Regions from separate parts of the Mus musculus genome. Here region 2 is linked to region 1. The links are chromatin loops, found by intact Hi-C in ENCODE. Cell type or tissue: gastrocnemius. All regions are shown on one strand. Each heading gives the region's core, and the rest is flanking DNA. Links, peaks and the distances in the headings are about the cores only. Region 1 has its middle 11 kb from the start of Rufy1. Region 2 holds the start of Gm36763 (a long non-coding RNA gene).

Region 1 (16,109 bases), core at 2,712-10,711:
GTGGCTACTCCTGGAAGAGCCACCCCTTTCTAAGCACAGCTCAGTGACTCCAATGCTCTAGCATGCTGCTAGGGCAACAGTGCAGAGATAGCTGTCAAAATAGTCTTCAAAATGTTGGCACCCACTGACCCAGCAATTTCACTCCTGCGTATTGATCCTAAGGAGAGAAAGGGGATTTCTGCACATGGCCAACGTGGCTTATAACAGAAAGCAGTTCTCTGAACATCTGTTCTCCAAGATTTAACTCCGTGGTTTCATTCAATGCTCACAGGGCTGTGAGTTCCACAGACGCCCAGAGAGATGGAGCCACCTTCTCAGAGTCAGACAGTGCCAGTGAAATACATCTAACTGATCCCTCTGGCCCAGGGGGTCTATGATCCTAACCTCATCGCCATTCTCCCTAAAATAACCAACAAAGGTGTGGGACTCGTTCATATCTTTTTAAATGCTTTGGAAATAAATTACCACAGGTGAGTATATGGAATAAAAGTAAGAATCAAAATAACCTCAATATGGGATGTGGCAAAATATAAATATGTTAATATATAAAATAATGGGGGGCTATGACTCAGCAGGTAGAGTGCTTGCCTAGCATACATGAGGCCCAGGGCCCCACACCAGCATGGCATAACCCGGGTGTGGCAGCACTCACCTGTAATTCAGCATAGGGAAGGAAGTGAAGCAAGAGCGGGAATTTAAGATCATCCTCAGCTACACAGGGAGACTGAGTCTGTAGACTATGAGGTCCTATCTTAAAAAACAAATTTAAGATACCTACAAAATTAAACATGGCCTACAAACTAAAACCCTGAGATTCTGCTACACACCCATGTAAATGCTCATTTTAAAAAGGATACATTTGGGGGCTGGAGAGATGGCTCAGTGTTTAAGAGCAAGGACTGCTTTTCCGAAGGTCCTGAGTTCAAATCCCAGCAACCACATGGTGGCTCACAACCATCCATAATGAGATCTGACGCCTTCTTCTGGAGTAGCTGAAAACAGCTACAGTGTACTTACATATAATAAATAAATAAATCTTTAAATAATAATAATAATAATAATAATAATAATAATAAAGATACATTTGGCCAGGCATGGTGACGCACGCCTTTAATCCCAGCACTTGGGAGGCATAGGCAGGCAGATTTCTGAGTTTGAGGCCAGCCTGGTCTACAGAGGGAGTTCCAGGACAGCCAAGGCTACACAGAGAAACCCTGTCTCGGGGAAAAAAAAAAGACTCATTTGGGGCTGGAGCACTGACTCAAAGTTTTGACTCAAAGGTTAATTCTAGCAATCTGGAGGTAGAGGCAGTCAGGTCTCTGTGAGTTCAAGGCCAGCCTGGTCAAGGACATCTCAGACTGCATAATGAGAGCCCATCTCAAAAGTAAACAAAGGTTAGGAGCCCTGGCTGCTCTCACTGAGAACCCATGTTCAATTCCCGGCACCCACATAGCAGTATACGAACATCTGTAACTCCAGCTCCAGGGGATCTGGCATCCTCTTTTGGCCTCTGAGGGTACCAGCTATATAAACTCTGTGAACTTACATACACATAGGGAACACACTCCTACACATGTAATAAAAATAAACTGTTTATAAAGCAAAAAGACTAGCAATAGCAAGGCATGGAGCAACAACCAGGGTGCTTAGAGCAAAAGCGTGAGAGCTGTAGCATCCTATGACTCTGAAATTACACCCCTCAAAGACTCACAACAATGAAATGGCCCGTGTCCGTACACACACACACACACACACACACACACACACACACACACACACACACACACATACACACACACACACACACACTTGTCCAAGCATGTCAACTTCAACTTAATTTGTGGTAGAAGAAGATGCGAGAGCTGGGGCTGGGGCTCAGTGATAATGGTACCCATGTCTTGCGCGCGCCCCCAACTGGCCAGGAAGAACGATGCTGCAACAGGATCCTTCTGCACACGTTTATTCAGTCCTGTTTCTTCTTTCTCTATATATCTCCCTTGTTTATATATCTCCCTTGTTTATATATCTCCCCTGTTTTTATATCTCCCCTGTTTTTATATCTCCCCTGTTTTTATATCTCCCCTGTTTTTATATCTCCCTTGTTTTTATATCTCCCTTGTTTTTATATCTCCCTTGTTTTTATATCTCCCCCACTAATAGTAATCCTCTCTCGAATAATAATCCTCCCTCTAACCCGGGCCTCTCACTCTTATATACTCTCAGTTCCCATCCACGCACAGCAGGCCACGCCACCTCACCAGGCACACAGCTTCAGCTAATCAGGGCAGCAGGGGCAAATCTCCATCAAACTGGATTCACCGGTATCCTGGTGCACCTGCGCAGCTCTCAAGATGTTTGTGTCTTATATGAGGAAGTCAGGTGCAAGTCATATGACTTAGCTGCAGTCCCTGGCGCCTTTAGGACTGCCGCCACACCTGCTCCTAACATCTCCCCCTTTTTTCTTTTCTGGCAGAGAGAATGTCTGTAGATAGCCCCCCGCAGCCATGCCCCTTACCCGTCCTTGGGTGACAAACAGCATTGGTTTGATCCCTGTCTTAGGTTGGTGACATGCCCAGGGAGTCTTATCACTGACTACCTCTCAATCATGCCAAGCCACTCCTGGGGAGATTGTGTTTTGCTTGCGGCAGGTGCATCAAAAGGCCAGGATGTTGATTAATCTATGGCCAGATCTTAATTGCTGCAAGCAAGCCTCATGGGTGAAGGTAGAGGTCTGATCCCCAGTGTGCAAGCATAGGGGCCCTACACAAAACCATCCCTTAGGCTCATCACCCAGAGAAGTCTTGGCCAGCTCCCGTGTCGTTTTTCCTGGGGGAAGGGAACTAGGACACTGAACCTTCATGCAATCAGACGTGCCTTCCACAGGATGCCAACAGCAAGCTATCCTCTGTGCAGTGCTTAGCCTCGCACCCCACGGCATAACGCAGCATAATTTCTTTTAGAGCGGCAAACCGAATCTGAGGAGATTGTCCCGCCTCCACTGCAGCAAAAGCCTACGCTACCATGGCGAAAGTGCGGGCCGCACACTCTGCACCTAACACATGTGCCAAACACAAAACACACACACACACTATAACAAGCATACATCCCAGGGCTCTCATCCCCACTCATCTTCCCTAAAGCAAGGGATAGATGGCCAGCGGGGCTATCTCTTTAAGGGAAATTCAGGGATCAAAAAGGCATGGGAAAATTTGAACGTCATGTCGAGCTGGTATTGGCTTCTGGAACAATGAAAGGATCTCCCATCTCGGCTCCATCGTTTGTGCTTGTGGGAATATCCACCACATCCACAGGGGCAACTGGATCAGGAGCCTCATTCTTGCAGCGTCTCACCAATCTCTCCAGCACCCAAAGAGGTTCCATCTGGTCCTGTGGAAACACACAAACAGACCCTCTCGCCCACGTCAACACCTGATCTACTCGATCCCCAGGGGGGATGGACACAATACCTCGTGGTGATGAGACCATAACCTCAATCACCTGTGTGTCCATCTGGGGAGTCAATATGAGAGTCAAGTTTTCACTAACTTCCCCTCTGTTAGGCAATGATTTCCAAGCCCTTATAGGAATCTGATTCACCTGCTCAAACACCTGCAGTGGATATCCTGTCTGTTGTTGTGCAAATCGACCTTGATCAAGCAGCATATCTCTATCCCATGCAAATTTAGCTTGATCAGTGAAAATAGGACATCCCAGCAAGGAGAATCTATCCTCTTTCCAGACCTCCGGACAGAAGGTCTGCCCATAGATGGCTGACGAGGAGGCATAGGGAGGAGGCGCAGAAGCTAATTCACCTCCTCCTCCGCCTCGACTCTGTTGTCCTGTCCTTTCTGTCCACCTGATAACACTGTGTCTCCTTTCTTTTTCCTTTTTCTTTTTAAGCCCTTTTCCTCTTCCGACATACTTTCTTGTTGCTCTGTAAGGATTTTCTGACCTGTCTTGACTGCCTCTACACACAAACAGTAACAGAGTCCATATATCAGAACAAACAAGACCAAAACTATCAGACCTACCCACAAAGGGTCAATGGGAGAAAAAAGCATAACTACACAGCGAGGATCTATTGATCACTACACTGAGGTTATCATAGTTCCTTAACTTGTCCCCAAACTGGGAACCTTAACTTGTCCCAAACCCGTGAACCTTATCTTTACTTTGTGCCTGCTTCCTGGCAACTTTATGCTTGCCTCTATTTTATCCGAGGTCCTTCCCAAACTCCTGGGTTACTTTGTGCCTACTTCCTGGCAACTTTATGCTCACCTCTATTTTATCGAGGTCCTTCCTAAACTCCTGGGGTCGCAAGTTTCACTCACCGTGAACTTACCCTGCCGGCAACCACTGACTGCTGAAAGTTCTGAACTCGGTGGGGGAGTCGGTTCCCCGTACGGGCCACCAATTGTCGCGCCCGCTCTCGACCAGCAAGAACACGCGACCACCAGTCCTTCTAACAGCAGTTTATTCAGTCCTCATCTCTCTTCTTTCTCTTCATCAGTACCGTTCCCCAGCTGAAGAGTTCTGAATCCACGCCGGATCCTTCTCAACAGTCTGTTTCACGGGAACACTTTATTAACCCCTTCTTCCCCGTTATGCAGTTCTGAATCCTCCCTGTAGCAGGGGGTCTTCTCTCTTGCCTGAAGATGTTTCTTTTCCCGGGTTTTCTCGTCCCAGGTCTTCTCGTCCCGTCCCGGGTTTCAGCACCAATTGTTATTAGACGCGTTCTCACGACCGGCCAGGAAAGACGCAACAAACCAGAATCTTCTGCGGCAAAGCTTTATTGCTTACATCTTCAGGAGCCAGAGTGCAAGAGAGCAAGCAAGGAAATGGCGAAACCCCATCCCTTTTTAAGGAGAATTATCCTCCACCTAGGACGTATTACTCCCTGATTGGCTGCAGCCCATCGGCCCAGTTGTCATCACGGGAAAGGCAGAACACATGGTGGGAAAACTGCCCCTGCATGTGTGCAGACTATGTTTACCACTTAGAACACAGCTGTCAGTGCCATCTTATAATGGCAAATGTGAGGGCGGCTCCTCACACCCATGTGGCATAGCAAGGCCTTTCCTCCATGCCCAGCATGGGGGAATAAAAGACGTGAAAGCAATGAATGGCCATTGATTAGTAAGACCAGGACTAAGCAGACTGGGCTGTCATTCATCCTGAGGTCTTCACCACGGCCACGCCGATGCCTGTGCCCCCTCTCAGACTTCATCTTCTCATCACAAGAAACTGAGACTTTGGCACTGTACATATTTCAAAAAAGAAAATATGTAGTTATGATTAATTTTTAATATTTATTAAGATAATCTTGAAATTATTGAGAGCAGATTTAAAGTGCTCTCACCACCAAAAAAAATGATGTAAAGCAATTACCTGCTAATGAACTTAACGACCCCATGATGAATACACATTCAAAACATCGTGTTAAACACAGTAAATATATGCAATTTTATTTATCATATATCAACGTAAAAAATACTTTAAGATTTTGGAAACTGCAGGTGCAAAGCTCCAGCTCTGGGGGAAGCTGACGCCCTCTTCTGGCTTCCCCAGGCAACTGCATCCATGTGCACATTCCCTCCTCAACACATACGCATAATTAAAAACTTTAAAATATTTTTAATTTTAATTTTTTATTTAATTTTTTATTTTATGTGTATGCATCTTAGTGTACATATGTTTATCACATACATGCAGGTACCTACAGATGCCACAAGGGGGTGTTGTATCCCCCAAAGCTGGACTTAAAAGAGGTTGTGAACTCTTCGGTGTGGGTGCTAGAAACTGAGCCAGGATCCTCTCAAGAACATTGTGTGCTCTTAACCACTGAGCCATCTCTTCAGCCCCTAGAATGTTTACATTTTCAAATGAAAATAATGAGTGCTTTGCATTGTAGCAATAGTATATGAAAATAACTACATATTATTAAAAATTAGTGGGAATCTGAGAGTGTTAGTGCACACCTTTGACTGTAGCACTCAAGAGGCTGAGATGGGTGGATCCCTATGAATTTGAGGCAAGCCTGATCTACATAACAAGTTCTAGGCCAGCCAGTATCAAAAAAAAAAAAAAAAAAAAAGAACAAAGAAAGTTTTTAATTAGTTTAAAGAGCAGCATGGTAACATTTACAGCTCTCTAAAAAGATTCCTGGCTTAGTAGATGACAGCTGGATTCTCACATCTGCGTCTATGGAATGCCACACATCTTGAAGTCTCTCTGGAAATTTCCACTGCATTCTCAGGGGAGAATGAGAAGTATGTGCTTTAGAAGTCAAATTAAATCTTAACGCTATTATGAAAATATTTGGGGCCATACTTTTAAAACTACTGTATACAGTCTAATTATTGCATAAAAGAAGGCAAAGACTGAATTATGGATAAGTAACACAGTGCCCCCTAGTGGTACTTTTAGTCATTACAATCTTCTTCTGATTATGGATCACAGTTGTGTTTGTGCCTTAGATATATCTATACATATTTTATGAGCAACACATAGTGTGTGAGTGTGTGAACATGTGGAGTGTGTGGACATAGGTTGTGTGTGCAAGGATATCTAGTGTACTGTAAGCAAGGCATTTGTGCATATGGCATGGTATAAATATATGTGCACGTAGCATGTGCATATGGTTTGCATGTTGTATTGTATGAGATATATGTGCATGCATATGATACAGTATCTTTCAGGAAATGTGTGTGCCTTGTGGGTGTACAGGTACATATGCTATGTGTCTGCCTTGTCTGGGTATATATGGAGTGTTCTATGTGACATGTCATATTGTATGTGGTACGTGCACATACCATGTGTTTTGCTGCAGCACATTTTGTCTATGTACGTGTTTTTGTGTATGTACTGTGTGTGATGTATGCTGGCATGTGTTGTATATATGTCTGTGGGGCATGTATAAATATGTGGTATGTGTTTAGGTATTGTAGGTGGAAGAGTTAACTTTTCATCTTCTTCTACATGTGTGGACTGAATCATTTCAGTCTTTCACAAAGTGTGCATTAAACCACCCGGAGACCAACAGGCAGGCTGAAGCCCTTGGAAGACGTACACTCCTCTCCAACATTCTTTATAGCATAGCCCTTGCCCCCATTTTCCAGCCATGGCTCTCTTTTACAGGTGAGGCAGCTAGAATAAGTACTAGATGTAAGATTCCAATTTGAATCTTCTGACCAGCAAGAAACTTAGTGATTCTGTACTAGTGTTGTAAATGATAATGATAATAACATGAAATGCTAGTGTAATTGACATACTAGTGCTGACTGTGACCTCAAATATAAATGTAACTTCATAGTATTAGTGTCGCCAGGTAAACATTAAAATGTTATTACACTTCTCTGAGGTTAAAAAGCAACAGCCCAAGCGTAGGTCAAGGGTGTCACTCAGTGGTAGGGTACCTGCCTAGCAAGCGCAACAACCTGAGCTACTCTCCAGCACAACACACAGCATGTGAGCGAGTAAGGAAGTTTCTGAATAAAAAACAATATGGGTGTGTCCCTGGGAGCAGGAGGTGGGGGTTTCTCCTCTCAGAATCCTTACCAACCCCTCTGTCTTCCCCCTGCTTCCCATGGAGAGTAATCCTGGCTGTGCCTACAGCCACACCCCCACCTGCCCAAGGTACTGTCCATCTCCAGCATCCTCCCTCCAGCTCCATCAGCTTTCCACATTACTGGCCTTCTCTAGCATATTAAGATGCTGCTGCCCGCCCTGACTGAAGAGAACAAACAGAACACCCAGTCTTACCTCCTCTGCCAGTTGTTTGGCTTTACTAATCTCTCATTCCTCCCCACGTCCCACCATCTCACTTAAGCCTACGCCAAATAGGCTTCTGTTTGCTTGGTTTTGCATGCGGCTCTGGGAAATTATTTTAATCAAGATCTCAGGTTGTCTCTGCCTGCTGGTCCTCAGTCAGCTCGCTTCCCTAGTTTCCTCTTCTTTGTGTATGGGGTAGGGCGGGGTCCGGGGTCTCAGCAGCCAGCACGGGCTGGCCTCCACATCTCAGTCCTCCAGCCTCAGCCTCCTAAACCCTGGGATTGCAGCTGGATTCCTGCCCATTTTGGTGACTCCCTCCCTGGGTTCTGTGATATCTCCCTCCACCCCTCCTTTAACACACCTCTATTCCCCTATCCACTTTGCTGGCTCTACTTCTCCATGGTCTCCTTTCCCTCTCTGTCCACCTACTTTCCCTTGTTCTCTTGGCTCATCTGTATATCCTCTCCTGCTTTGCCAGTGAGTGGAAAGGCATCTGTGACTAGTCCTGGCCTAGGAGCTGTGAACAGAAGAGGCAGGTCATTTCCCGGCACTGCCTGGCACACGACTCTCCAGCTGCCTTTTCTCTGGCTACAGCTATTTGAAAAGATCTTCACATCGAGACGTGTGACCAAAAACCAAAGCAGCTGGATGGCTGAGTCACGCTATGAGAGACAGATGGGCTGGGAAGAAGCCCAGACCTGCAGCAGGCTTCACAGGAGCAAGAAACGAAGTGCGGTGCCAGGTGTGGTGGCGCACGCCTGAAATTCCACCACTTGGCAGGAGGATTGTAAGTTCCAGGTCAGCCTGGGCTAAGGAATAAGATCATCTCCAAAAAAAAAATTTTAAATCTAACCAGATTTGGGGGCTGTTTGTTACCAAGGCAGAGGCCCAAATCTGTCCTGACTTCATATAGTTATCTTGCCTCGGTTTGTACTTTAATACTGTCTGTACATTAATAACGTCCACATTTCTAGATCTTCCTAGAGTCTAGACCAGCGAGTGTTTCTCAGCCTTCCTAATGCTGTGACCCTTTAATACAGTTCTTCGTGTTGTGATAATCCCTGAACATAAAATAATTTTGTTGTTACTTTGTAACTGTAATTTTGCTACTGTTATGAATCATAATGTAAATAGCTGTGTTTTCCCATGATCTTAGGTGACCCCTGTAAAAGGGTCCCTCCACCCCAGCTTGAGTATCCCTGGTCTAGACTCAAGTAGCCAATCACCTAGTCAACACTCCAATAAAATGTTAGATAGCCCAAACTCAATAAATACAAAGTGGATTCTGTCTGTGTGTGCGTTGTATGTGTTTCTGACTCTGACTCTGTCTCTGTCTCTCTCTCCCTCCCTTTATATATTTGTATGTTTTGTGTGTGTGTGTGTGTGTGTGTGTGTGATGTGCACACGTTGCTATGGGTGTTTGCATGTGTAAGTGTGCACACTCACATGTATGCACATGTGCGGAGGCCAGACATTGACACCATATGTCTTTCTCACTCACTCTCTGCCTTATATTTCGAGACAAGGTCCCAGTGACCCTGACACTCAGGGATTGACTCAGCTGGCTGGCCAGTGCGTTCCAGGATTCTTGTTCTTCTGTCTTCTCCCTCCACATCCCACCAAATGCTGAGGTCACAGATGCTTACAGCAAATGCTGGTTTTTATGTTGCTGCTGGGGATCTGAACTCGGGCCCTCACTCCTGTATGGCAGCTGTCTTTATCAAATGAACTATCTTCCCCATCCCTGGTGGCTAACAACTGTCGATAACACCAGTTCCAGGGAATCTGAGCCCAACTTCCAGCCCCTGTGAATACCATGCATGTAAGTGATACACAGACACAAATGCCAGCATAATCCACATACACATAATATTAAATATATATGTACTATATTTAAAAAATAATGATTTTTTTAAAGCTGGGCATGGTGACTCAGTCCTGTAATCTCAGCAGTCGGGAAGCAGGCATGACAATTGCCACCAGCCTGAACTAAGAACTGAGTTCTAGGCCAGCCTGGAAATTGTGTCATTTGCACAACATGGAAGGAGAACTATTTGGGAGGATGAAGAGGAACATGGGATGGAGGAGAAGGGAAGAGAGAGGATGATGGAGGTTAGATATGCATATGTAAGAAAATGTCATAACGAGCCCTATTATTTTGTACCCCAACTGAAAATTCACTAGATAAAAGGCAGCCATCAGGCATATAGCACAGAGATGATGCACATATCATCTGAGGTTGAAGAGTGTGCCTGTGTGTGCCACATGCATGCAGTGCCTAAGGAAGACAGAAGGGGGCGTCAAATCCCCTGGAGCTGAAGTTAGAGGCGGTTGTGAGCTAGCCCACATGGGTTCCCGTAACTGAACTTTGGTCCTCTGCAGCAAATGCAGTTAGCAGCCACTGAGCCATCTCTCCGCCCCCACGTTTTACTTTTTTGTGTAATGAAATGTATCCATTGTTGCTCTTACTGCTTCTGGATTTTGAGTCATAGGAAACTAGACTTGTTTCCAGTGTGAGTCATTGTGTGAGCAAACATCTGAGGAGCTGCCCTCCTTCGAGTGTTACTTAATGACATGCACATGTGTAGATGAACATTTGCCCGGATAGCTGCGTCTCTGGGCTCACAATACTGAAAAATGTACTCACTCTATAACGTTTCCTTTAATTGTCAAGGAGACACACTAGGAAGGACATCTAGGTGAGCATTTGTCTGGATCCGGTTGGCCTCTGAACATGCCTGAGGGACACCTGTCTTGATTGCTTTAATTGAGATAGGAAGACCCAGGCTGAGAGTAAGCAGCACCATTCCCTTGGTTTGGGCATCGCTCTATCTGAGAGCAGGGAATGCTAGCTGAGCACTAACTACACAGACCTGTGTTCATTTTTTCTGTGCTCTAGATCACGGATGTGCTATAACCAGGCACTTCAAGCTCCTGTCACTGTGACCTCCCTGCAATGGTGGGCTGTAATCTGGAACTGTGAGCTAAAACAGTTCCTTACTTCTTTAAAATTGGCGGGGGGGGGGGGGCCTCCAGGGGTAAGGACGGAGGGGGGGGTTGTAAGGCTATTTTATCGTAGCAGCAAAAGTGAATCTAGGGCACTCACTTTCTATTCTCACTCTTTGCTGCCTCAGAAACTCTGAGGTCAGTCTTACCCCTAAACCGCCAGTTGTAAGGGAACTTCTCTTTATCTTGTGTGTGTGTGTGTGTGTGTGTGTGTGTGTGTGCATAAGTGGTAACTGTACATGTGACAACACGTGGGCACATGTGTGTGCAGGCATGTGCACCCACCATACATGTGCTTGTGAAGACCAAAGGTTGATGGCTGATGTTGAGTATTTATCTTAATTCCTCTCCCCCTTTCTCTTTTGAGACAAGGTCCCTTCACTAAGCTCGCCATTTTGGTTAGCCTGGCAGGCCAACAAGCTCCAAGGAGCTGCCCCTTTCCGGCCGCCCCACCCAGACTCTGGAACTGCTGCACGTGGAGCTGTACCAAGCTTTTTACATTGTGCTATGGGTCTGAACTCAGGGTTTTATAATCGTGTTTTCTAAATGTCTATTTTTTATTTTTTTAAAGGCTGTATTTTGATTTTTATGTGTATGAGTGTTTGCCTGCGTGTATGTATGTATGGTCACCACATGTGTGCCTGTGGAAACCAGAAGAGGGACACCATCAGATTTCATGGAACTGGAGTTACAGATGGGTGTGAATCACCCACCCTATGGGTTCTCAGAGCTGAACCTGGATTGTCTGCAAGAGCAGCCAGTGCTCTTAACCTCTGAGCCATCTCTCCAGCAAGTCTGGCCCCTCACCTTTTATCATCTAGTTCTCTGAGTTTCCTTTGCTGCTTCTGGGAGGGTTGTTTAAGGTGCTGTTCCAACGTGGCCATTTCTTCTTCAGCTCTCATTCATTCTCTCTTTCTCTCTCACATCTTTTATTTCCATTGTTATATTTTTGACACTTAACCTTTTACTTACTTTAAAATTATTTCTATGGGGCCTGAAGAGGTAGCTCTGCAATTCAAAGCAAGAGTATTTGCTGCTCTTTCAGAAGACGATCCTAAGTATAAAATAAAATAAAATAAAATATAGCTAACAGAGTCAAACCACACACACAGAGACACACACACAGCGGGCCATGCTGTGCTGTCTCAACACAGGCCCAAAGCAGCAAGATTAAGAGTCAGTGGACTAAAACCTTGTCAGTCAACAATAGCAGCCTAAAGTGGAAGGGAGAAAGCCCACAAGGCCTCAATCCTTCACAAAGGACTATGGGCAATGAAGGAATTCTGGGAGTGAGAGAAATACTCTTCCCCAGAGAAGAGACCATCCATTGGTTACCCAATACCAAATGATAATCCCTAAAAACATGTACACACATAACATTATACAGACTGAGCAGGAGGCATTTATGTATTTAGGACTATATGGGTAGACATAATCATATACACATATAGCAACAATTAATGAAAAAAGAGGCCATGACTTTGAAAGAGAGAAAGGAGGGACATATGGGAGGGGCTAGAAGAAGAAACAAGAAGGAGGAAATGACCTAATTATATTGTAATCTCAAAATAATTTTCCCAAGATAAACCTTTTCCTGTATTCAGTTGATTATTAAAATTATTGTGTCACTGTAGTACAAAGCTGACTAAAACAGAACTCAAAAACAAAACCTCCCCAATACCAGGTCTGGTGGCAAAAGCCTGTATTCTCAGTTCCCATGAGGGTGGCCCAGGAGACTAATCACTTGGAGTAGAGGTAGAAAGATAACCATCTGGGGTGAGTAGGGGGATCACTACTTAGAAATTAGAAAGATGACCACTTGGGGTGGGTAGGAGGATAGCCATATGGGGTGTGTAGGGGGGATAACTACTTAGAGATTAGAAAGATGACCCCTTGTGATCAGACGTCCTTTCCTGTCTGAAAAGCAGGCATGGGCCAGAAAAGGAGGACTATTTTTCATCTGCCCTTTGACCTGCTTGTCAACTTCCTCTCAACTTCCGGTCCCAGGCAAGCCTCAGTCCTGAACCTCCTGTACAACAAGTACAATGTGCTGTGTGTGTTTCTGAGGTTGCTTGATTGGTTTTGTTTGAGGGTTTTTGTTTTTGTTTTGGGGGGATTGTTTTGTTTTGTTGATGTCTTAGTCAGGGTTTCTATTCCTGCACAAACATCATGACCAAGAAGCAAGTTGAGGAGGAAAGGGTTTATTCAGGTTACATTTCCATATTGCTGTTCATCACTGAAAGAAGTCAGGACTGGAACTCAAGCAGGTCAGGAAGCAGGAGCTGATGCAGAGGTCATGGAGGGATGTTCCTTACTGGCTTGCTTCCCCGGGCTTGCTCAGCTTGCTCTCTTATAGAACCAAGACTACCAGCCCAGAGATGGTCCCACCCGCAAGGGGACCTCCCCCCTTGATCACTAACTGAGAAAATGCCTTACAGCTGGATCTCGGGGAGGCATTTCCCCAGCTGAAGCTCCCTTCTCTGTGATGACTCCAGCTGTGTCAAGTTGACACAAACCCAGCCAGGACAGTTGGGGTTTGGGATGTTTTGGTTTGGTTTTGGTTTTTGGTTTTTGCCAAATCTCACTTAGTCCCAGCTGTCCTCGAAGTCACCTCATGGTTTAGGATGACCTTGACCTTCTGACACTCTTGCTTCCACCTCCTCAGTGCTGGGATCTCAGGCATTTGAAGGACCTTCTGCTCAGGGACCATCGAAGACCAAGCTCTCAGCCCAAAGGAGATTTATTTGACCCAGAGGGGCAAACCGCAGGGAATAAGAGACAGAGATAGGAAACAGAGGATGAGGGAGAAGGGAGAAGGGGAAAGGACAAGAGGAGGGAAAAGGGATATTTGTACCAGAGGGACAAAGGACTGCCTCTGTGCAGAGAAAACACAGATGTGGCCCATAAGCAAATGGCAGGATATAAAGGGAAAAAGAAGAACCTCAAGTTAGGATGACTTGGTTTGTTTTGATTAGGGGCCAAAGGGGGCTTGGATTGCTAGACTTCAATGCTTTGTTAGCTTCTTCATCTTGGTAGTTAGCCTCAGGGGGAGCAAGTGGCCAAATAAAGGAATAGGCCTTGGAGGCGAGCTTTAGGGATGCAGTCTAACAGTTGAGCAAAGCAGAGGGAATGGGGGAAAGGGTAAAAACTGTGGGGGACATGTGTGCCTTGCTCAGGTCTGCTAGAGGCTCACGGCACCAGCACGAGGTATTAGAGCTCAAACTCCAGGCTTTGTGGATGCTACCTACGTAAGTACTCTGCCAAGGGAGCTATAACCCCAGGCCCAGGCTCACTGTGTGCAGTTTTTTTCTCTCCTCCAACCACTTTATCACAAAGGCTAAACTAGTGAACAAAAGAGAGGAGTAAGGAAGAAGGTGCCTGGGAGTTAGGCCAGGTCATGAGCCACAGCAGTCAGTGAGGTGAACAGCATCAGGGTCCTTCCCGTCCCCATCTTCCTGCAGAGATGATAAAGATCAACAGAATGGAGGCTCTGTCAGCCAAGCCTGTAGAGGAGTGTGCAGGTTCTCCACTAACTCAAGGTAGCTTTGCTGGAGTGTGTGGAATAAATGTCACTGTTTAAACTCACAAACACTTGGAGTATGTTCTGGGGATACAGAGGAAAACACAAATGACAAGCTTCCCTCTGAGCTGCGTCCTGGGAGAGGGGAAGGCAGACACAGGCACGGACAAATTCAGCTAAACAGAATCAGGAAGAGCTCAGTGTGGGGTAAGCCACGCAGGTCGTGAGGAGGAGACAGCAGGTCAGGAGGAGCGCGTGTGTTAGCGTGGCTAGGAAAAAACTCTCTGAAAACTTGTGTGAAACTGAACTTGGTGATGTCTAAACAAAACAAAAACAGTCACAGGGCTAGAGAGATAGCTCAGTGGTTGAGAACACCTGCTGCTCTTGCAGAGGACCTGAGTTCAGTTCCCAGCACTGTATGGTGACTCAGCCACTTATAACTCCAGTTTTGGGGAACTGACAGCCTCTTATGGCCATTGAAGGCACCTGCACACACATAACACTTACAGACAAACAGATAGATAGATAGAAAATAGATAGATAGATGATAGATAGATAGATAGATAGATAGATAGAAAATAGATAGATAGATAGATAGATAGATAGATAGATAGATAGATAGATAGATAGATAGATAATTTGGGCAGGGACTGAGACAGGGTTTCATTGTGTAGCCCTAACTGTCCTGGAATTCACTCTGTAGACCAGAAATCCACCTGCCACTGCCTCTTGAATTCTGGGATTAAAGGTATGTGCCATTACACCCAGCTAAATATGCATATATTTTTAAAGCTAGCCAGTCATGCTAAAACTGGTATAGACAGCAGAGCCAGTGCAAATAATTAGTTTGGAGTCTTTAAAAATAGAAAGAGGGCTAGAGAGATGGCTTAGTGGTTAAGAGTATCTACTGTTCTTCCAGAGGCCCTGAGTTCAATACCAGCAACTACATGGTGGCTCACAACCATCTGCAATGGGGATCTGATGCCCTCTTCTGGTGTGTCTGAAGACTGCAACAGTGTACTCACATATATAAAATAAATAAATCTTTAAAATAAAAAAGAATAGAAAGAAAGGGCTGGAGAGATATCTTATCTATTAAAAGCACTTGGTGCTCTTCCAGAGGACCTGGGTTCTGATCCCAGCACCAACATTAGATTACCCACAACTACCTATAACTCCAGTCCCAGGAGATCCAACACCCTCTGGCCTCTCAGGGCACTATGCATATGTGGTATACATAAACTCATGCACACACACACAGAGCTACACAGAAATAAAAATGAACTCTCTGGGGTGATAGTGTACTTTAATCCCAGCCCTGAGAGGCAAAGTCAGGAAGATCTCTGTGAGATCAAGACCGGCCTGAGCTCCAGGACAACCAGGGTTACACAGGGAGATCCTGTCTCAAATAAATAAATAAATAAATAAATGCTTTTAAAGCGCATGAAGAGATTATGAGGGAGTTCATAAATCCACATCCTGTATAATGATATGAAAAGGAGTCAGAAAGACTGATGGGTCATGATGGAGGAAAACAGGAGGCACAGCTTACGAGGTGAGGACTCTTTTGTCTCACAAGATGAGGATGCTGAGGGCAGGCTAGGCCCTTCTCTAACTCACTCCATCATGAATAAAAATGTGCTTTTTCAGGCTGTGCCATAGGAGATGCTATTTTATAGGCAGTTTTTGGCTCTGTTTAGGGAGAAGGGATGTTAGGAGAAAAGAAAACTAGGGAGGATTAATGGTGATGGGGATCAATTTGTTGTGCAATAAACCTGAGAAGGTGAAGATCAGAAAAGATGAGAGAGAGAAT
Region 2 (16,109 bases), core at 3,957-11,956, 96 kb before region 1:
GACTGGCATTGCACAGATGACCTTGAACTCCTGACCCTTCGCCTCCACCTCCCAAGTATGACATTGCAGGCAGAGAGCCTGGGGGGGGGGGGTCTCCCTAGGGAATCCTGGTGGCAGGTGAAAGGGAATTCAGGGGAACTTGCACTGCTCCTGCCGCCGCAGTGGCAGCCACTTTGAGGACTACACATCAAGCCGGCTCTCCTGGCATGCACCAGGAGGCCGAAGCAGGATGAACACTGAGTCCAGGAATTTATGGAAATCAGTTCTGTCCTTTCACTGTGTTGGTCCCAGGGATGCTGCTCAGGTCATTAGACCCAGCAGCAGGTTCCTTCCCATACTGTTGCAGGAGATCTTGTCTTTAAACACATACAAGAATACAAAGAACTGTGTGGAGCGGTCAATGCTTTGCAGAGACCTGATGACACCATGTAAAAGGACAGCCTTGCCCAACCCCACACTCCCAGTGTTCACAGTGCAGGCTGTATCCAGGTGATGCTCCTACCAGACCTGGGTGTGTCCCATCAGGAAGCCACTCTACAGTTTTTCCGGGTTCCTGTGCACACAAGTCCGTCTGTGTGGATGAGAAAGCTTAGAACCCCAGGTACATTTACCTCTGAGCCCAGGGACCACACTACTAATGGGTTGTCAGGTCCGTAGGAACACTTGCAGACATTGCCCTGGTATGGCCACATGCGGCTGAGCTAATGCCATGTCTACTGTGCCTGCCATCTGTAGCTCCTCCCAGTCGGTGACTCCATCCAAGCCCTGCACCCTGGCTCTCCGTCCACTTCCTAAGCTCCAGGGGATGCTGGCTCCGGAGCCCTGTTCTGGAAAGCTGTGTTCCCTAGAGAGTTAAACCTGGAACCCACCATCGGGACATTGCACGGCTGACAGCTCAGACTGCTCTTGCCTCTTGGGCCCCTTGCCAAACTGACTGATTCATGCATCTTCGAAAATAAGACATATTTTCATGCCAGTTGCTACATTTATTAAGGAGAAATGTGTTTAATTGACTGGCTTGGAACCTGCCCTCTTGTCAACAGGACAGCAGCTTGGCCTCCTCCAAATTCTTCTCAGTCTCTCCTGGGTCAAGGTCAAGAGCTCCTGACCAATAGGAAGTCTGACCACCAGCTTGTCTTAGGGAGCCCACACCGCCCCTCCCCCACACCTGACTGCCACCCTGTTTCAGAATCCTCCCCTTCCATCTTGATTCCATAATCCTGAGGCTCAGGCAATTAAAATAAAATATCCTTATAGTCTCTCGATGTTTACTCGGCCAGCTGGTAATGCGCTAGGCAGGATCATCTCTGTTACATAAAGGAAAAGAACAAAGAATTAGGAATATGGAAGACATTCAAATGTCTTAATTAGTGCTTCCATCTGTAAAAAGAAAAGAAAAATGTTTGTCAGGAAAAGCCACGCCCAGGTACCTATCTTGGGAAGCCTAGGGTCCCCCGAAGGTCCCATTCAGTCTGCAGCAGCATGGAAGGATGCATGGATATCGCGGTCCACCCCAGGGGAATGCTGGGAACTTGGATGTGAGCTTTGTGTGGATGCTGGGGAAGGAAGCACAGCGAGCCAGACCTGGGAGTGGATGTGGTCAGCGCTGTGAGTAGAACCAGGGACAGGAGCCCGCACAGTCTACAGCTCCCACAAGTCTTGGCTGCACCTCCTACCCAATACCCACACCAGTGGTGGACCTTGGGCCTGGCTGGGGAAAGTCTTGGAATTCCAAACCTCCTCTCTCAAGACCTTTTTCTGAGGTCTCTTCAGTGTGTTCACTGCCACATGGGCTCTAATATGTACCTCAGAGGCCCCCTCTTTATTTCAAGCCACATGCATTGCCCAAGGCTACCCCAAGACCTAAGGAGTGGGATAAAGAGGGCCAAAGAGCCAGACTGTGCATGGTCTCCAGCCCTGCTCCTATCTGGTCACACTTACCTCTCTTTAAAAGGACACAATCCCAAATGGCACCAGGCCCAGATCTATGCCAAGAGCACTCCCCAAGGCTCCAGGATCATCTCATGAGCAGAGACTGCTATTATGCAGAAAGGAGCAGAGCTTCGACTAAAACCCTCTTAGTCCAAAAAATTCTGAGCTTCACGGCACAAGGCATATGCAGTGGGCTACAACTTCAGCCAGCAGCTGACGTCAGCTGCTGTGCCTGGCCCAGGTACCCCTGGTCTTTGGGTGGGTGCCCTGAACCCACATCTGTGCTTCCTGGCTCTCTCCTCCCACAGTTCCCCACTTCCCCCAGCATCTGGTACCCACATCAGAGCAGAAGCCCATTACCTACCAGCTAAACATAACTGGATGAGGCTTGTCCACTGTCTGAAGCGAAGGACACCTCTCTTGTGCGTGAAGGAATGAGAGAAGCGAAAAGTGAAGCTGACACAGATAGCCTCTGGCTTCCAGCTTGTGGGATTTAACGGATCAAGAGGTTTCAACTATGGGAAAATCATTCTTTCTTACAATACATTCTGAGCTAGTGCCACACAGAGTCCTCTGAACTGGCTTCAGCCAGAACCTGCTTTTATGTCTTCTATCTTCCAAAAAAAAATGTCAAATCCACTGAACCCTTGGGGAGAGATAGATTCCCAGGATACCTTGAGCTTAAAATAGCCAAACTTCTACCTTAGTCAGTGAATGTGTTGAATAGTCTCAAGAAGTCTTAACAATGCCCCTTCCTTAGAGGAACGCACAGAGGGAGGGGCAAGCGTCGGCCATCATAGGGCACTGTGGGAACACTTGGTGAAGGTACTTTTCCTGCTTAACTCTGGGAAAGAGTAATTGCCCCCGGCTGGGGACAGCTCTGCGGAGGTGATGATTTTGGACATGGCTTTTTAAAGATTTGTTTTGTGGTGTCTGGAGAGATGGCTCAATGGTTAAGAGCACTTACTGCTTTGGGAAAGGACCCTTGTTCAATTCCCAGTACCTACATAGAAGCCATAACCATCTGTAACTCTGGCTACAGGAGGTTTGGCATCCTCTTCTCTCTCCTAAGGTAGTAGGCACACGTGTATATGGTGTGCAGACATACATGCAGGCCAAACACCCATACACATAAAATAAAGTAACAATTTATTAAAAGTTTGTTTTCTTTTTAATTTTGCAGTCATGTGTTTGTACACAGGAGTGCAGATGTTGTGGATGGCAGGAGTGGGTGTCAGATCCTCTGGAGCTGGAGTTATAGGTAGCTGTGAGCCACCTGACATGGGTGCTGGGAACTGAATGCTGATCCTCCTAAGCTCTGAGCCAGTGTGACCCTCCCTGGTCTGGAGAGAGAATTTGGAATTCTCTGATCTGGAAGGAGAATTTGGAAAGCCAACCAGAACATACAGGGAAAAACTAGAACAAGAGAAGAAGAAAGACAAATAATTGCTATGCTGAGCTGAATCAAGGCTGCAAGTGGATCATCAATCAGGAGCATCTCTCAAGTCGCAGCAAACTGGTCCTACTTGAACCAGCCCTGCACTGCAAAGCGTATGTATTTCCCTCCTCTAACTTTTAATGACTTATCTTCTTCCCTTTTCTTCCTTACTAAGCAGACTGACATTTCCCCCCTTGCGTTACACTTACCTGATAGAATGATCGATGATGGACTGCACATTTACACGTGAGGTGCTCTGGTCAGGTCACCATGGAAGGCAAGGAGGCCTCAGGACCTAGGACTCACCCCTATACCCAAAACACGGTGGAAAAAAAGAGGATGGGGAGTTAGGCAAGAGAGAGAAGCTGGGTGCTGGAGTTTGGATGAGATTTAAATAAAGTCCCTTCCCAAAGGCTCATGTGATGGACGCTTCGCCTCCATTGTTGGAGACTGAAATGATAAAACTTTTCAAAGAAAAACACGGCCTGGAGAGATGGCTGAACTTGAGAGCATCTACTGCTTTTGCAGAGGACCTGACTTCAGTCCCCGGGACTCACTCCAAGCAGCTCGCAACCAGTGTGACTCCAGCTCCAGAGAATCTGACCTGTCCTCACATCCGTGGACACCGCACTCACATGCACGGATGTGCGTAGGTACACATAATTATAAATATGTTTTTAAATTTATTTTTACTATAAATAAAAATATTTTTAAAAAGAAAATAAGTAGGTTGTGATGGTACATCACTCTCAGGAAGGATTAATGTAGGTATTCTGTGACCGGATTAATTTCTGAGAAAAGAGCTTGCTAAAGGAGCTTAGGGGACTTTCTGCTGGTAGCTGCTTCCCTTTGCCCTTCTCTGCCATGCTGTGATGGATGGCAGCGTTAGGTTGTCTGGACCTCCAGGGACCAGACAAATGAACCTCTCTATAAACCTGTTTATAAGTGTTCCTGCTTCCGGTACTTTGTTATAGTAACACAAAATGGACCAAGGTAGGGTAAGAGAGAAGTGGGAGATAGACTTGCAGGTGGACCCATCCACATGTTCACATTTACATACTCATTCCTCACAGGCACACAGTACTCTTGAATTTGCTACAATTTGCTACATAAAGTTGCTGTTCATCTTGAGAGCCAACTATGGAGAATGATGATGTATTTCATTAAAAGGTACTTGGTCAGTCCTGCTTCATCTCTTGCCCCTACAGTAATTCCACTGTCACTGGCACCCTGTGGGTTCCCTTCTTCTGCACACAGCCTTCATTCAATTCTCTCCCTTGCCTATATCCTGCCCAGCCAGGATTTTGTCTTCCTCGGTAAGGTTCCAGGTTAGCTGGTCTAGGCCTTTGAAAGCCACAGAGGTGGAAGAGGCAGGACTCAGATGTGTGGCCTGATGCTCTGCTGATTCTCCCTCTGTCCCTTCCCAGACCCCCTGGCCTGTGATGGGCTGGGAACAGTTGCTGAGTGTGATAGTTCAACTGTCAAACTTGGCACAGACCGAAATGACGTGCAAAGAGTCTCAGTAAGGGACCATTGCCATCAGGTTGGCCTGTGAGAATGTCTGTGGGTGTGAAAGTATCTTTTATTCTCCTGGCATAATTGTCATCTCCCATCTGATAACCTAGGCCTGGTCCTGGAAGCTTCTAGCCTCTGTACCATCTAATCTATGCCTAGAATGTTTTCAGCCTCTGAGATTTGCTGCTGAATAAGCTCACCCTTTCTTGTTCTTTCTGATCTCTGGCTGATTCAACTCAGCTGTTCTGGCTCAAACTCCTCTCTAAGCTGATTGATTCAGTCTGGCTTCTCTCTTGGCCTCTCCTGAATTGCTCTGCTTGACCTCAAACTAGCTCTAGCAATCTGTTCTAATCTTCTGATTCCTTCTGTCTTTACCTGTGTCTAACTTGTTCTTTCTTCAACATGTCTCTTCACTTCAACTCTCCCAGTAAAACTGTCTCCTTCTCTTTTTCTTTTCTGTGGTGCTCTCTTAAGCAGACTCTGTCTCCTGTCCTCATGAGAGTTTGGGCATATCCTATCCCTGACTCATTCTGTCAGATCTTTCCCTGACTCATCACACTGTCTGACACTCAATTAGACATCACTTTCAAGCGTGGATACATCCTTTTACAAACTTTACCTTCATTGTTTGGGATTAAAGATATGTGCTAAAGGCGTGTCTACAGTCCAGCCAGAAGAATTAAAGGTGTGTTCTAAGGCAGAGCCACACACACCACAACTTTCTTAGAAACAGCTTTTTTTTTTTTTAACAAATAACACAATCTCAGGGTTCACTGTGTGATCAAATATCCTGCAACATGGAGGGATTGTCTTGACTGGTTTAATTGATGTGGGAAGACCCAGCCTAAAAGAGAGCGCACTCCTTATTCTGACCCCAGACTACGTAGAAGTAGAGAAAGCCAGCTGAGCAGCAGGCATACATACACTCATCTCTGCTCTTGACTGTGGATGTGAGATAGCTCTCTGCCTCAAGTCCCTGCCAGCCTGACTTCCCTGCAAAGACAGACTTGTGAGCAGAAATGAACCTTCCCCTCACCAAGTTGCCTTTTTTTTTCTTTCAAAAATATTTCTTGATTAATCATCGTTGTCTGTCTATAAGAACTGAGAATGCTTGCTTACATTGGATAACAGCTCTAAGAGAACAACCTGAAAAAGTTTCACTTGATATTGGAAACTATGAGAATGGTTTACAACTATCTGTGTTTGTGCCTTTTTAAGTGTTTAATTGTTTCTTTCATTTTTGAGATGATAATATAGTTACATTTTTCCATTGCCTTCCACCAAACTCTGCCATCTACTGAAGCTCCCTGCTCTCCTTTAAATTCATGGGCTCTTTTCCCATTAGCTGTTGTTACATGCATACACACACATACACACACATTCGCAAATACAACCTGCCCAGTCTATGTAATGTTATTTGTATGTATGTTTTCGGGGCAGACCATTTGGTATTGGGCAAACAGTATGCTTGTCCCTTGAGGAAGTCTATTTCTCCAGCTCTCCACAGCCCTCAGTCGCCTGCAGTTCTTTGTGTAGGGTTGAGGTTCATGGGTTTCCTCTGCCCTCACACTGGCATGTCTATTAGTATCCTTGTTTAGCTCACATTTAGGAAGTCATGGTAGTGAAACTTTATGGGGTTAGCCTCTGCAATTCCTAGGAGATACAATCTCACGTAAACTCCCTGTTCCTTTGGTTCTTTACAATCTTCCTGCCCACTCTTCCACAACATTCCCTGAGCCTTAGGTGCGGGAGTTGTTCTGTAGATGTATCCATTGGACCCCAAGTTGGTTTTTGTTGGAGTGTTTTATCCCAACAACCGAAATGAAGCTAGAACCCTGGATCATCTTTGTCCAGACAGTCAAGGAGTGAGACACCCAGTGGGCACAAGAGAACAGGTGGGAGGCTTGCCCATGTGTGAGTGAGAGCTAGCATGGGACACTCTTGACCCCACCCGAGAGAAGGGATCTTAACCCGAGACTGCTCAGAACAAGGGTGGCCAGCCTGAGCTAGGGATGTTTCTCTTTCCTCCTCCCCAGCTAGGGTGGTTTTCTTTGGGCTGATTGGAGCCAAGAATAGGCTGGAAAAGAGACACAAAGCAGGCAGAACAAGTGGCCAGAGCTCTGCTCTGTGGAGACATCCTAGTTCCAGCCTGTGGCAAGACAGCATCCTAAGTCAAGCTGACAAAAATGGCTGAGCCTTGCTCCCTGGGTGGCCAAAGGCAAAGGGAGAGACTTCAGCTGGCCCTGCAGAGGACTCAGGAGCAAGAAGCCAGGCTCGGACCCCTGCCCACAACCCGTGGCTTAGCTGTGGACTGCCTGAAGTCACCACCAGAGGCAGGACCAGCTGCTGATGAGGTGACAGTACCACACTCCCTGGTGGTCCAAGCTGGGTCAGAGTTTCCCAAGGCCATCTGGGATGTGAGTGACCAGGAGAAGCTGGCCCAGCCCTGCTTGAAGGAGTGAGGTTATTTCTATTGCAACGGAAAAAACCAACACCCAAAGGAACAGGACGCTCCGCCAGGTCTGCAGTAACCAGCTTGTCCTCTGGGCTGGCCAGCTCCCAGCAATTAGAAGAGCTGAGCGGAGCAGGCCCAGGACGCAGCTCCCACCTCAGCCTCCTCGTCCTCCCAGGATCCTGGCAACCTGACAGCCTTCCCAGCAGGCCTTGCGCTTGTCGGCCGGGATGGCTGAACTATTGGTGAGAGAGCCAGCAGGGACTTGGCATCTGGTGTGACCGCTGCTTCTTGGTGTCCGTGACCTTCCCAGACAATCTCTTTCCTGAGACTCCATTTCATCATCTGAAAAATGGGGGCATTTATGCCCCAGCTACTTTGGGTACCAGAAGCAATGGCACAAAGAGATGCACAAGGAGGTGTGATTCCCACGTGTGCCTGTGTGACCAGAGTCCCTAACCTGAACTCTGAATGCTCCAAAATCTAAAGAAAGATGACACAAATGGAAAATTCCATACCTGGCTTCGCACAGCCAAATGCAAACACACAAAGTATATGGTGCAGAGTGACCTGCAGGTCTCATGTGTGAGGCTTTGAATGTGTTATCAATGTGTTTTGTGCATAGACTTGGATCCCAACTCTGAGATATATTCCTACGTCCCTACATCTAAGCACACATTCCAAGATCAGGATCAATTGTTTTCAAATATAAAAACATATGCAAAATCTAAAGCATTTTGGTTCCCAAGCCTGTCTGACAAGAGATAGTCCACCTATGTTATCAAAAGTGATTGCAGACCCCAAAACCATTACCTAGTACTTCTGCTGTGTTCACCTGAAAAATGACCTTGAAACCCAAAGGTGTGCCCTCCAGGAGTGTGGCGATCGGGGAGGCCCAAGCCCTACTGAAGGTGGCATGCTCAGCTTAGGTAGCAAGGGTCAGGACGTTTCCTGGTTGCTGAACCCTTGGCCTGTATTTGACCAAAATGGCCCAGAAGCTGGAAATGGTGAACACACATGATACTGCTACTGGAGAGGCAGAGACAGGAAGAGTGTGCATTTGAGATCAGCCTGGTCTACAGTGAGTTCGAAGACAGCCTAGGCTACATAGGGAGATCCTGTATTTTAGAAAGAGAGAGAGCCCAGATGTCCAAACTTTGTGTATTCTGCATCAGCTTGCACCCCACTGATGGAGTCAAGAAAGACCAGAAAGTTTCCGGAGATCTTAATGGAGGAGAAGCAAAATGAGGCATGGGGTAAGGGAGTGCCAGCCATCTCATCTTCTTGTGAGCTGCACGCCATATTAATGGCCTATGTGCACACAACTTGCATAGTTCCAAGCTGCCACAGCTCTCCTTCCACTCTCAGCCCTGCATTTGGCCACCATCTGAACCTCCAGCAACAGGGAACCTCTTATTCTTAATACACTTTTTTAATTTCTTAAGTAGAAGAGACAGGGTCTGGGGATGCACCTCAGTTGGCAGAGCACTTGCATAGCACACGTGATACTCTCAGGCGACGCCAAGTAGCACATAAATGTGGTGTGATGGGACACACCTGTCATCCCAGCACTCAGAAGGAGGAAGCAGGAGGATCAGGAGTTCAAGACCATCCTCAGCTACAGAGAAAGTTGGAGGGAAGCCTGGTCTACAAGAAACCCTGTCTCTAAAAAGTGAGGCTGCTCCAATTCCACTTAGAAGGGGAAACAAAATAATCATGGGTGGCAGAGGGAAGGAGAGACTTGAGTGGGAGAGGGGAGGAGGAGGAGAAAGGGGGGCAGGATCAGATATGTGGGAAGACAGGAGAGAAGCCCAGACGGCCAGGACTACAAATGGAAATGTGCTGCTATCGGAGGTGGAGGATGGGGTTGGGGGAACATCTAGAAAGTCTCAGAGACCCGGGATGTGAGAAACACACAGGATGCAATGTGGGTGACCTTAGCCGAAATGCCAAACAGGGAGGAGATGAAATCTGAAGAGACCACCTCCAGTAGTAGTTAGACAGGGCCACCAGTGGAGGGATGAAGGCACCAAGCCGCCTTCAAAGTTTTGATGCAGAATTGTTTTTGTCTAAAAGAAATGCAGGGACAAAAATGAACCAGAGACTGAAGGAATGTCCGACCAGTGACTGGCCCAACTTGGGATCCATCCTATGGGCAAGCACCAAACCCTGACACTATTCCTGGCACTATGCTGTGCTTGCAGACAGGAGCCTAGCATGGCTGTCCTCTGAGAAGCTCTACTAGCAGCTGACTGAGACAGATACGTGTAGTTACAGTCAATGATTGGACTGAGGCCAGGGACCCCTATGGAAGAGTTAGGGGAAGGATTGAAGGAGCTTAAGGGGATGGTAACCCCATAGGAAGACCAACGGTGTCAACTAACCAGGACCCCTGGGAGCTCCCAGAGACTAAGCCACCAACAAAAGAGCATACATGGACTGGACCGAGGACCCCGACACATATGTAGCAGAGGACTGACTCCCTTGTCTGCCCCCAGTGGGGGAGGATGTGCCTAATCCTGTAAAGACTTGATGCCCCAGAGAAGGGGGATGCCCAGAAGGGGCACCACATTTGAGATGTAAATCAAGCAAGCAAGCACTGGAATCAAACTCAAGTGTATGGACTGCAAATGGGGTGTCTACTGCTTTGTCCAGAGTGGTTTTCCCTTCTCTGACCACCCAGCAACCATGAGCCTACCCCCATCCACTCCCTCCTTTCTTGTCGATCATGTTGGGCTCTTGAAGAAGGAGACTGAGTTCGGAGTCTCTATCCCTTGAGAGCCTCTTCTTAATCTGTTGATTTTCTGTCCTTTCATTCTCTCTGAATCCCTTGCCTGCCAGAGCCAACCCTCAAACATTTGATGGGGTTTCTTTGCATTTGGAATATGTTATCCTAGTTAATTTTCTATTGTCATGACAAAAGACAATGAACAAGGCAATTTGTAAAAGAAGCATTTAATTGCTAGCTTGCCTCCATTTTTAGAGGGTGGGGCCCTGACCATCATGGTAGGAGCAAGAAGACAAACATGGTGCTGGAGTCGTAGCTAAGAGCTTACATCTGATCCACTGCCATGAGGCAGAGGACTAGCTAGTTAACTAGAATATAATTTTTTATATTCTATAACTTTTGAAACCTCAAAGTCCACCTCCCAGTGACCCACCTTCTCCAATAAGGCCACACCTCCTAATTCTTACCAAATAGTTCCACCAACTGAGGACCAAACATTCAAACATATGAACCTTTGGGGCCATTCATACCATCACAATATACTTGTGAAACTGGGACTTTAGGTTTTATGGTTCATTGGCATTGTGGGATAACTGCAGCAGGGGGCAGGGGTGTGCCCAAGCCAACTCCTCACGAGCCTCAAAGACCCAGGGGCAAAGGGAAGCCAGAGCATCGTTGTTGGACACCACCGGGACCCTGTGGCATCCATCTGACTAGAGTTAACTGGTCTTCATCCCCTGACAGAACCACCAGAATTCCTTTACACAAGTTTCTTGGACTATAAATGGTAGACATCAGTGGCCAAGTGGCACCTGCATTGCCTGCTGAATGCAATGCCCTTATGAGGACCGAGTACTGTCCTTCTGTTGACTTGATATACTTGAGTCAGAGCAAGATTCCCTGAGACCAGCCCATAGAATCAACCCTTCTCAAGCACCCTCCTACTCAGCAGCACTGGCTCATAATCAAGTCCATGGTACTTTTCCAACTGGTCCCAAGCACCCACAGCTGCAGCTCCTGCCTCTCCAACATCAGAGAATGGGGTTAGATCTACAGTCTTGTCCTGTGCTACAGTGGGGATCCAGCAGCTGAGCTACTTGGTGGACCTTGAGACATAATTTCAGAACCACATCAATAAAGAGTCCTGGGTACGGTAACCACTGGCAACAGTGACCATAGACATGGTTCTTCATCTTACTCCATTGTCTTCCCTCAACCGACACCAGAGCCAGGAAAGTGAGGAGAGTGGGAAGGGTGGAGTCAGCAGGGGAACTGAACCACACCAGGGCATCAGGTGCCCAATTGGCAGGCACCCCACCCCCAACTCCTACCTGTGCTTCCTCCATCCCACTCCACACCCACCCTGCCAGGGTCAGGTGAGTGCAACATACCTTATACTGGTAAATTATTGTGTGCTGTTTGAGCTCACTGAAAGACAGGCTTTGGAAGATGGATTTCCCTCTCCCATTTCACACCCAAGCATGCTTGTCTCAACGTGTCCTCTGAGGCCCATTGTCGGAAGATAGCATGCTCCTGTCCCAACTATGTCTGGCACAAAAGACAAGTAAAACAGTCTGTGGTGGTTTGAATGAGAATGGCCCCCATGCCCTCACATATTTGAATGTTCAGTTCCCGGTTGGTGGAACTGCTTAGGAAGGATTAGAAGGTGTGGCCTTGTTAAAGAAGGTGTGTCACTGAGGGCTAGGCTTTGAGGTTTCAAGAGCTCATTTCCGTCTCCCTCCTTCTCTGTTTCTCTCTCTCCTTTTCTGCCTGCTTACCTTCAACTTGCAGATCAGATGTGAGCTCTCAGCTACTGCTTCAGTACCGTGCCTGCCTACAGCCACACTCCCCTCCATGTTGATCATGGGCTTACCCTCTAAAACTATGAGAGGGCACCCAATTAAATGCTCTCTTTTATAAGCTGCCTTGGCCACAGTGTCTCTTCACAGCAATAGAAGAGTAACTAAGACACATCCGAGAGTAAAAGCACCGTGTCCTTAAGGACAACCAAAAGGTGAATCCTCTCCAGTAGACATTACTGTTGTTTATCCCATGACATCTCCCTGCAGAGGGAGAGAGAAGACAAAAGCCACGGGATGCTCAGTCAAGAACTCAAGCCAACTGCCTCAGTTTCCCCAGCCTGTTTGCTGAATGTTGTGAGCACCTAGTTTGATAATGCCTGGCTATCTATTGGTCTATCTCTTGCTCTTTATTCTTTCAATTTGACCCAACTATTCAAAACAGAAAATATGGCTATCATAGGTCATTCTCCAAAATAGTGAAGCAGTTGGCCAGCAAAACATCTGGGTCAGCTCCCATGGCTATGAAAGACTATAGATGATAGACAGGCAAAGGAAGACAGTAGAGTTTGTCTGGTGGGTGATAAGAAGAAGAGAAGAAAGTGGGCATCTACAGGGGTTGGTCTTAGCATCTGGGGGTGACCACTTGATAGATCCACTGTGGCCAAGCAAGGTACCTGACACAGCACATAGTGTGGGGGAGGGAACCTATTGGCAGCTGCAGTATGCACATCTGTGATAGTGTCTCCAGTGTCACTTCTGACTTGTACATCAGCTCTGTGAGGAAGATATGCTGCCATTCCCAGTTCACAGATGAGGAAACTGAGGCACAGAGACAATGACCCTTGCCCAACGACCATGCTTACAGGCCTGGCCAGCTCAATCCAGATCCTGTACTCAGATCACCAATAGGTTGGGCCAAAGCAGGAGAGGTGCCTATGTAGTCAGGGACTTGAAGACAACCCCCCCAAAAAAAGAGAGATAATGGCAGACAGCAAGCAAAGGAAAATGAAACCTGCAAGTCAGAGGAGACTTAGAGGATCCTGTGGACAGCAAGATCCACTGTGGTGGGAGACTCAGAAGACACACTGAGAGGATGTCAGTAATGCCTATACTAGGATTAAGTCCCAGTGTCTTCCTGCTAAGGTAGTGGCTCTCAATCGCTGGGTCACTGATCCCTTTGGGAGTGGCATATCAGATACTTACATTACAATTCATAACAGTAGCAAAGTTATAGTTATGAAGTGGCAACAAAATAATTTAATGGTTAGGGGTCACCACATCATGAAGAACTGTATTAAAGAGTCACAGCATTAGGAAGGTTGAGAACCACTGTAATAAGACTTGGCAGTGGCTAAAAGCTGACACAATTAGACTTGGCTAGCCCTAAGGCTCCCAAGTCGCCCTGTGCTTGTGTCCCTGACAAGCCCTGATCAGAAACTTGACCTCTAATTTTTACTAGATGCTGGAAGCCAACCTGCTGGTACTGGCAACTATCTATCCTCCCCCAAGGGTGATTTATCTGTTTTCTGTTGCTATAATAAGCCTTCTGAAGCAGACTAATTTCTTAAAGGGGAGAAGTTTTTTTTAGCTCAGAGTTCCTGAGATGCAAGGTCCAAGATGTGGTGGCCCTGTTAGTTTAGTCTCTGATGAGGCTGCAACTGTCAAACGTGAGAAAGGAGAAGGAAGGCAAGATTAAATCCCAAAGCAAGGCAGCCAAGACTGCAAGATGGCAGCCAAGACTGCTGGATGGCTCAGTCTAGAAAGTGCTTGCTGTATACCCAAAAGGACCTACATTTGGAGAGCAGAGGCTACCACGTTGCGGATCCACCAAAAGACATCACAGTGGTGCATTCCTGTAACCCTAGCATTGAGGAGACAGAGACAGAAAGATCCCTGAAGCTCCTTAGCCAGATAGTCGTCTAGCTGAATTGGGGCACTCCAGGTTTAGTGAGAGACCCTGTGTCAAAAAATAAGGTAGAAGGTGACTGAAGAAAACACAAGACATCTGCCTCTGGTCTCCATGTGCACCCACATGTACATGTATATATGCATACATATCAACATATGCATCATATCATAGAGGAGAGAGAGGAGGAGGGGGCAGGAGCTAGAGCAAGCCTGAGATACCAGGTCCAGGCGTCTTTCTCAGCTATCTACCTCTTCTTTTGAATCAGCTCTAGACTGGCCTGGAGTTTGCCAGAGGACTAAGCTGACTAGCCAGCGAGCCCTAAGGACCAGGATCCCAAGTGCACAATGTCATGTCTTGCTTTTGTTGTTGTTGTTGTTGTTTTCTTGTTCTTGTTCTTGTTCTTGTTCATTGTGTGTGTGAGTGTGGTTTTCTGTGTGTTTGAGTGCAAGCACCATCAGAAGCCACAGAGGGTGTCAGGTCCCCAGGGCTGGAGTTGTAAGTGGATGTGAACTACCTAATGTGACTTTAAGAGAAAATCTTAAAGAGCCGCTCAACTCCCAACAGCTCATCCGCACAGATAATCAAGTGTCACCTCAGGACACTCCACTCCAACATTTAAAGCCCTCATGGAAGTGGGAATCAAAACCACAAGAAGATAGCGCCTCACACCGTGTAAATTGGCTAAAATTAAAATGACTGACAACATCCGCAGCGGGAGAACTCAGAGGCAGGAAAACTCTGGTGTGGCTGGTTGTAGCATGGAAGACAAGATCACTGCACAAATGATCGGCATCTGTATAAGCAAAAATACATTTATCTAGGCTGGTAAGATGGTTCAGGGGGTCAGAATCTTGCTGCCATGCCCCAGAGCCCATACGATGGAGGGAGAGAACCAACTTGCATGTTGTCCTGTGACCTCCATTGGCATGGCATCACTGGGTATACACACACACACACACACACACACACAAAAGAAATACAATGTAATAAAACTTAAAATATATTTTTAAATACATTTATCCTATGAGTAAACATTCTTATACTTAGGTCATTATCAAGACAAGTATGTTCCCAGTTCACAAAAAGCTTGTGTAAAAATGTCTACTGCAGGCCCGGAGGACTGACTCCATTGTTAAAGAACACTTGGCCGCTCTAGCAGAGGGCCTGAGTTTGATTCTCAGCTGGCTCACAACCACCTATAACTCCAGCTCCAGGAGATTTGATGCCTCTGTCCTCCACAGGCACAGGCATATGCATATGCACACTCCTACACAGACACATAATTAAAAATAATAATAAATAGCCCAGCAGTAGGCAGCTCGAGTGTTTCCTTGTACCTAGGCAAATGTTACACTCTAGGAGGGCAGCAGCTGGTAGCTGGTTGGCATTCTGAGCCTAGTTTGTGCCAGCTGTGCTGTGAACTACACCAGGATGTCTTAGAGCTTAAAAGAAAATAATAATAATAATAATAATAATAATAATAAATATTTTAAAAGAATATCAAATACAACTGTAGTGTGACTTCTAGAAACTAGAACCACAACAGAGCCGTACACAATGTCACAAAATAACTCAGAAAATGGAACTTACTTAACGTTAGAAAAGGGTGTGACTATAGGTAATGACACAGATTTGAATTTTCAAAACCATTATGATGACAGAAAAAGGCCAGATGCAACATCATTTCAACATAGGCCAAACTAGTGTCCAGAGACCTAGGAGGTCAGCACAGCCTGGGACAAAGGGCAGGAATTAGACGAAGAACTAAGAGTCAGAAGGAACTTGCTAGAACGATGGGAGTGTTCTATATCTTAATTGAAGCAGTAGTCCCATGACTGTATGTGTTCATGGGACTTCAACCTATATGCTTAAGAAACAGTGCACTTGCTCCTGGGGACCATATTGATGTGAGTGGTCTGCACTGCCACCTGAGGTCATGGTGACGCCCAAGCTTGTGCTGCCACCGAGGGCCATGTCTGGGTTCATGATCCTACTACAGCTGGGATCTGGCTTGATGTCCATGGCCTGTGTTATCACTGAAGGTCATGTTAATGTCCATGGTCCAAGCTGCATCTGAGGATCGTGTCTGGGTCTGTGGTCTTGCTGCAGCCAGGAGTCATGTTCTCGGTCTGAACTGTGACCAGAGACCATCTAGAGGCCTGTGATCCATGCTCCCAGTGACTGTGAAGAGCAGAGAGGCCACTTCTGCTGTGATATCCATGACTGCACACACGGCTGAGAGGGAGGGGCGTGGAAGGCTGCTGTGACAACCGCTACCCGTACCCCAACTCCCCACCCCCACAAAGTAACAGCCTGGACAGGAACCACTGAAG

Evidence for each region. Hi-C counts contacts between places; a loop is a spot of excess contacts. Peaks named below come from ENCODE experiments on the same cell type or tissue, not always from the same donor. Only the 100,000 strongest peaks of a DNase experiment are listed, where the experiment ranks them.
Region 2: it touches region 1 in a loop (2.7-fold over the local background); 2 of 42 quality-filtered maps call a loop at or near these places.

What each region holds. Positions count from the first base shown.
Region 1 is chr11:50,434,131-50,450,239 of GRCm38, reverse strand. No RefSeq gene overlaps it. Among named protein-coding and RNA genes, the nearest start is that of Rufy1, 11 kb to the right of the region's middle. In gastrocnemius, for the core only: CTCF peaks have their summits at 5,563 (motif pointing left), 6,416 (motif pointing left) and 10,056 (motif pointing right); a DNase peak (open chromatin) is centred at 8,444; H3K27ac peaks cover 1,959 bases.
Region 2 is chr11:50,531,694-50,547,802 of GRCm38, reverse strand. Gm36763 (a long non-coding RNA gene) reads right to left here and starts at 2,905. Exons shown (of 3, transcript XR_388623.2): 1 at 2,297-2,905; 2 at 1,431-1,584; 3 at 86-1,307. Gm46259 (a long non-coding RNA gene) reads right to left here and starts at 23. Exons shown (of 2, transcript XR_001780128.1): 1 at 1-23. In gastrocnemius, for the core only: no CTCF peak of the experiment used is centred there; DNase peaks (open chromatin) are centred at 7,168 and 7,507; H3K27ac peaks cover 565 bases.